Regions from separate parts of the Mus musculus genome. Here region 2 is linked to region 1. Evidence: chromatin loops called from intact Hi-C (ENCODE). Cell type or tissue: heart. All regions are shown on one strand. Links, peaks and the distances in the headings refer to the core of each region. The heading gives the core; the rest is flanking DNA. Region 1 has its middle 10 kb from the start of Gm46770. Region 2 has its middle 14 kb from the start of Thbd.

Region 1 (2,925 bases), core at 191-2,690:
CTTTCTCCACCCTCGTGCTTATCCTTCTCCTCAGAGTAAGATGACTAATTGGCTTAGCAAGGTCATGAAGTCACATGCTCTCCTTTCACACTGCAAGAGTCCTACAGACCCAGTTGGTGTGCGTGCCATGTCGAGCCTGTCCTGGAGAGTAAGCTGCCCTGTGCTGGGCACTGTACTGATTCCTCCTGTTTTCTTACAGTTGGTGGTCTGGGTCTCCTCCAAGCACTGGTTGGAAGCCTGAGGAGAAGGCCCTGGAGGGGCTTTCCACTTGTATGGAGACAACTCTCACCATGTTCATCTTCCTAATAACCAGGCCTGAAATACAAACATGTATGCAGGCGTGGGCCAGTTCCCCGAAGAAACAGCCCTCTCCACATTAGCCTTTACTCCTTCTCCCCTCTGGTCCTTTTCTACTTCCAGTGCAGTAATATTAAGACATACTATGAAGAGTAGAGTTGCTTCCTGTTGACAATACATGCATATATTTAGATTCTAACATTATAATAAATCTTATCTGGTTTTATATACTCCAAATATTACCATTCTTAGATACAAATTGCTGAGATATTTTAATATTCTTATGTTTTGTACAAAGTCTTCAAAATCCAGTGTGTTCCAATGCCTTAGTACTCACTAATAGCACTTGACAAGCTTAATAGCCACCCACATATGGCAGTTGGCCACTAGACTGGCCAGCATACTTCAGATAACAGAAAAACCCCAAAAAGTTTTTATAAAACAACTGTACATGGTTAATGAGAGAAGAAACAATAACAAATCACTGCCTATGAATACAGATACAAACAACCTAAGCAAAAATATTTTCCAATTGACGTCATGCCACATATAAGAACCTAAGAAACTGGGCTAGAGAAATAGCTCAGTGGTTAAAAGAACTGATTGCTCTTTCAGAGAACCCAACTTTGATTTCCAGCAACCACATGTCAGCTCCCAACCATCTGTAAATCTAATTTTAAAGCAAACTGTGGGTCATGACCGCTTTGTGTATGTGTGTGTGTGTGGGGGGGGGGGGGTGTCAAAGGACCTTTTTACAAGAGTCATATATCAGATATCCTGCATATCATATATTTATATCACAAGCCATAACAATAGCAAAATTACAGTTATGAAGTAGCAGCAAAATAGTTTTATGGCTGGGGATTCACCACAACATAAGGAAATGTATTAAAGGCTATAGCATTAGGAAGGTGAAGACCACTGTTCCAGAGGATCTGACACCCTCTGCTGGCTGCCGAGAGCATTGCTAAAATGTGCTGGACACACATAATTATGGACACAGCTATAGAGATAATAAATACATAAATAAATCTAAGAGAGATTACCTAACACCCTAACCTTCTCCTGTAAGTTCCACAACATTTTATAAAATCTGCTAATACTTTGAAAGTCAAGAAACAGATAATTAAAGTACCAACTTGTATTTCTAAATCAATATGGCAGGTAGTGTAGTTTGGTGGTATAGCATATGCACAAGGCACTGGGTTAACCATCACCAAATGAATAAATGAAACTCTAAGTCATTAAGGGAAAACCACCCATAACTGTTTTTGTTTGGTATATGAAAATATGAATCCTGAGAAACAGTGAAAGCTGCTTCCATATAACTATTAGTGGAAATGTCACAGGTAACAAATGTGACTAGAATGCATTAACAAAGTGACACGTCCACCCAGGAGGCTCCATTTTGAGACAGAAAGTGGGTCACCTAGGGAAATTAACTCTTTCACCTGAGCTTCTGTGAAACTGACCTCCATGGACTTTCCTGCTTCTCTGCCAGGAAGTCAAACCCAAGAGGAGCTTTACAAACAGGAACTACAAAAGACACGGTCAACAATACGCTCCCCAGAGTCAGCTGCATCTGACTCTATGAGGATGGAAAGCCTGTTCTACGTGTTGTGACCTTATAGTGGGCTGTCCCACTTCTAAGGGGTCCCTGGGCCTACAGGTCTTATAGACTCAGATCAATCTCTGGAAGGCTTTGAGCCACCAGCAGCCCTACAAAGGAAGTATGGAGTAGATCCTGAAAGAGGCTTTGGGGAGGAGCTCTATCAGTAACTCCTGTGTCCAAGGAGCAAAGATATTTCATGCTAACATCTCATTTATTAAATATGTAAAAAAATTGAAGCCTCAATTTCCTCATAAATATTAAATTTGACTTACAAATTATTGTTTGTACATTTTGGAAAATACATGCAAATCTAAGTAGACTTTCGTTTCCTCTTTGCTCAGCACTTGGGCAGTTTCATGTAAACTGATTAAAACAGTCTATATTAGTTTATTACTTCCAATGATTCCTTTGAAGCATGCTACCCACTAGTCCTTCCTTATCCACAGAGGACACAGTCCACAGCCCTCAGCTGATGCCAAAGACTAGGGGTTGTGCCAAATGCTAGATCTGATATGTTTTGCTATACAGACACATCTGTGATGAAGTTTAATTTATAATTTAGGCAGAGAAAGAGATTGACAACAATAGCTAATGGCAAAGAAAACAATTATAACCATGTTATGCTGGGACACGGTTGTGTCCTTCTTATCTAGATCAGACCAACATGATCACAAGAGGCCTTAACAGTGACAGAGGGGACAAAAGGGTAGGGGCAATGGCTCTGCCTTTGAAGAGATGAGGGTGCCCAGACTTGGAACTCGAGGCAGATTGCTCAGTTGCTCCTAGAACTTGCAGAGCAGAGAAGTCCTGCAGAGAAGTCCCTGGACTTAGCACGGTATGAGCAGCGTTGGGTTTGGACTTAGCACGGTATGAGCAGCGTTGGGTTTCTGAATGCTGCCTGTGAGTCAGGTCACATCAGTTAGACGCTAATGTGTTAAGCCACTGTGTTTGTGGTCATTTGTAACCTCAGAAATGAAAAATCAATAGGGCCCTCCAATGGGCCTTTTAAATCTAAT
Region 2 (2,925 bases), core at 159-2,658, 150 kb before region 1:
TGTCTCTGAGTTAAAGCCTAAGAACACTGTTCAGTTTTCTGTGTTTTTGATTTTTGTTATAAAAGCATAAATTTCCTAAGTAATGGTTTCAGTTTTTAGGAATACTAAATACTTCAGAGAATGAAAACTAGTGACATCCAAGTATTTTAGTTATTAATATACAGTCTAAATTTTGCAGTCCTGTGCAAACAGGAACTATTTTAATGAATTTCTAACTCTGCTCCACAATGAGCTTCAGGAAGCAGCTGCTCTTGGGACTTAAGAAGGTCTGAGTTCTGCATCCTGGTACCTCATCCTGCACTATTGATTCTGATTCTCCCATCATACATTTTACAAAAGGACAGATTTTTTAACTCCACGGGTTCAGGCTGTGTAGAAGCTGCCCAGCCTGTCTGTGTTACCATTCTAAGGTTACTATTTGGCTGCTGTGTCACACTTTGCCTTGACTTAACGTAGAGAAGGCAAGGCAGTGACAGAGCTCTATAGGGCCCAGAGACCTGGAGGAATTCTGGAGACATCCTAGAATAGAGATGGATGAGTTTTTCCATAAAAAGTCAGAATCACTCTTTCAGGATGTTTGGACCCTCCCATCTCTGCTGTAACCAGACAACCCTGCTTTGGTATCATGAAGAAGGTAACACTAGCTACATCCCATCCAACTGAATGTCTGCTGCCTTGTAATTAAAAGTCCCAACACAGTCTTTTGGGAACAATCAATATTTGAGCTTTCTGTCCAGCCAAGTCATTAACTGAGTAGATTTGAACTGGGTTCTTTCAGCATCTGGCAGAAGCTAATACACATTGACAACATATATTCATCTGGCTCAGTCAAGACTAGGGACTGCAGATTAGCAACCTCAGTGTGTGGCTGTGACATGTGTGATACCTCTAGGAGTGAAGACTTCGAGTACAGGAAATGACAGGTGTGTGGGAGGGGGAGTGGGTAGTGTTGTTCTGGGGTCAGAAATGCCCAACACTTGAGTTCATCATTTAGGAATCTTATTGTCACCCACAGGCCTGTGGATGACTAAGAATCTCTCTCTTTGGAAAAAGCAGAAGAATGTTCCTCACTGGGAGAGATCCAGACCCACTCACCTGCACCCAGAACCAGCCCACCCACCATGGGTTTCAAGGTGAAGGGAAAGGTGAAAAAATATCAAACCCACACCAACATCACTACAGATACTTAAATGGAGTATCTTAAATGATGCCAGATCCCACAGAGGCACCAGCAAAAGCTCCTCTGTGTGGTTTTGTTCTCTTTGGAAGCAACTTTTGAAACAATCATAAAAATGTAGCTTAGCCCTTTATAGGGTCTTCCAGAAGTGGGGTGGTGGGATGGGAACTTATCTGTCTAGTTTCTCCTCAGAGCAAGCATTCATTTTTCTGTGTCTGATGACCAGCTGGCCACTGAAGAGCTACTGAGCCAACAGCTGCAAAAGATAATTTTGGTAACACCAGCCATGATGCAAATCTCCAAATCCAGCTGGTTCCACTGCAAGTAGGATAAACACAAACAGCTGAAAAATTAGTAAACCCAGAACTTGAAATACTCTAGAGACACTGTAATGTTTGATTTTTTCATCCTGCTGTTTGTTATCTGTCGTCTTAAGCCTAAACATCACTTTTGTATTTCATCTTCCTGTCTAAAGACTGTATTTCATTAGGAATTAATTGGTCCTTCCTTGCAAACAAAATATTTGGGTTCCCATTTTTCCTCCTGTTTCTTATACTCCATCGCTGATCCAGCATCTTTCTAAAGAGCTGAGAATCTCATTGAAACTCATCAGTTCCCAGGGCTCAACAAAAGTAAAAAAAAAAAAAAAAAAAAAAAGGTTCAGATACTCTTCCCTGGAATGCTGAATGTATCAGGGTTCTTGGAAGAATAAAAGGCAGCTAGCATTGAAAAGCTGATGGCCTGCTATGGCACAGGCTAAGGAATAGAAGAGTCTACCAAGAAGGTATAATCTATATTCCTTGCTCATTAATAATGTCATCTCAGATTGGCCCTTTCCATTTCACTTAGACTTATTAGAAACGCAGAATATTTGCCTTCACCCCTTGCCTTTTATATCAGAGTATGCTTGCCGAAGAGGGGAGGGTGTTTGGGAGACTTGCTGCATATACTCCCCTGGAAGGGTTATGTTAGAGAAGGAGCCAACTCCTTAACCCAGTGACCTCAGTGAGCATCCTGCACAGGAACTAGGTCTTGCCTTTGGTTCCCATCAGATTATTGATGTTCTCTCTCAGAATGAATCAAGACAACCAGTTGTATCTTCTCTATTTCATTCCACTGGGAACTTGTCTGAAGAAGAAGGAAAAAAAAAAAAAAAACAATTCCTGAGTTCCAACCCAACTGAATAAAAAACTCTGGGGTTAGTTATTCTCAGCCTTCCAGTGGATTTTGAGGAACAAGTTTGAGGAACATAATCTTATAGTACAAGGCATCAGTGAATGGTTTCCAAGGTTCCTATCCCATCCTTATCACCCAACCTCTCTCCCCCTTCTGGGCTTTTACCTTGTGGGTTTGGCTCTCTCTTTCTTTGGCCTTTATAACCACAGTTTCTGTCCTTGGGCAAAGTTATTCCAAGCCCTTTCCTAATGTGATAGTAGAAATATACATACGTTTAAGTGAAGATAAATGAAATTTTAGAATTTTAACAGAAAGAGAAGTAGAACAAGCACTGATGTCATGAAGTTGAAAGTCATAGCAGGATGCAAGGAAGAGAAAGGGCTGACTTTGGATGCTGGGGTATTCAGAATTCACAAGCAGTTATGCTCTGCCAATCTCTGGCCTTCTTGTGAGGGTACATGAAGAAATTCCCATTAGATTCTGCCACTACAGTGGGATACTGACTGCGCTGCTGAATGTCAGCCTCACCCATATGAACTTGAACAAGGTTTGAGTGTGGATTGCTTGTTATT

The links. Hi-C counts contacts between places; a loop is a spot of excess contacts. Peaks named below come from ENCODE experiments on the same cell type or tissue, not always from the same donor. Only the 100,000 strongest peaks of a DNase experiment are listed, where the experiment ranks them.
Region 2: a loop joins it to region 1, with 3.0 times the contacts of the local background. A loop is called at or near these places in 3 of 42 quality-filtered maps.

The regions. Positions count from the first base shown.
Region 1 is chr2:148,571,115-148,574,039 of GRCm38, forward strand. No RefSeq gene overlaps it. Among named protein-coding and RNA genes, the nearest start is that of Gm46770, 10 kb to the left of the region's middle. In heart, for the core only: a CTCF peak has its summit at 1,248 (motif pointing left); a DNase peak (open chromatin) is centred at 1,257.
Region 2 is chr2:148,420,404-148,423,328 of GRCm38, forward strand. No RefSeq gene overlaps it. Among named protein-coding and RNA genes, the nearest start is that of Thbd, 14 kb to the left of the region's middle. In heart, for the core only: no CTCF peak of the experiment used is centred there; a DNase peak (open chromatin) is centred at 1,418.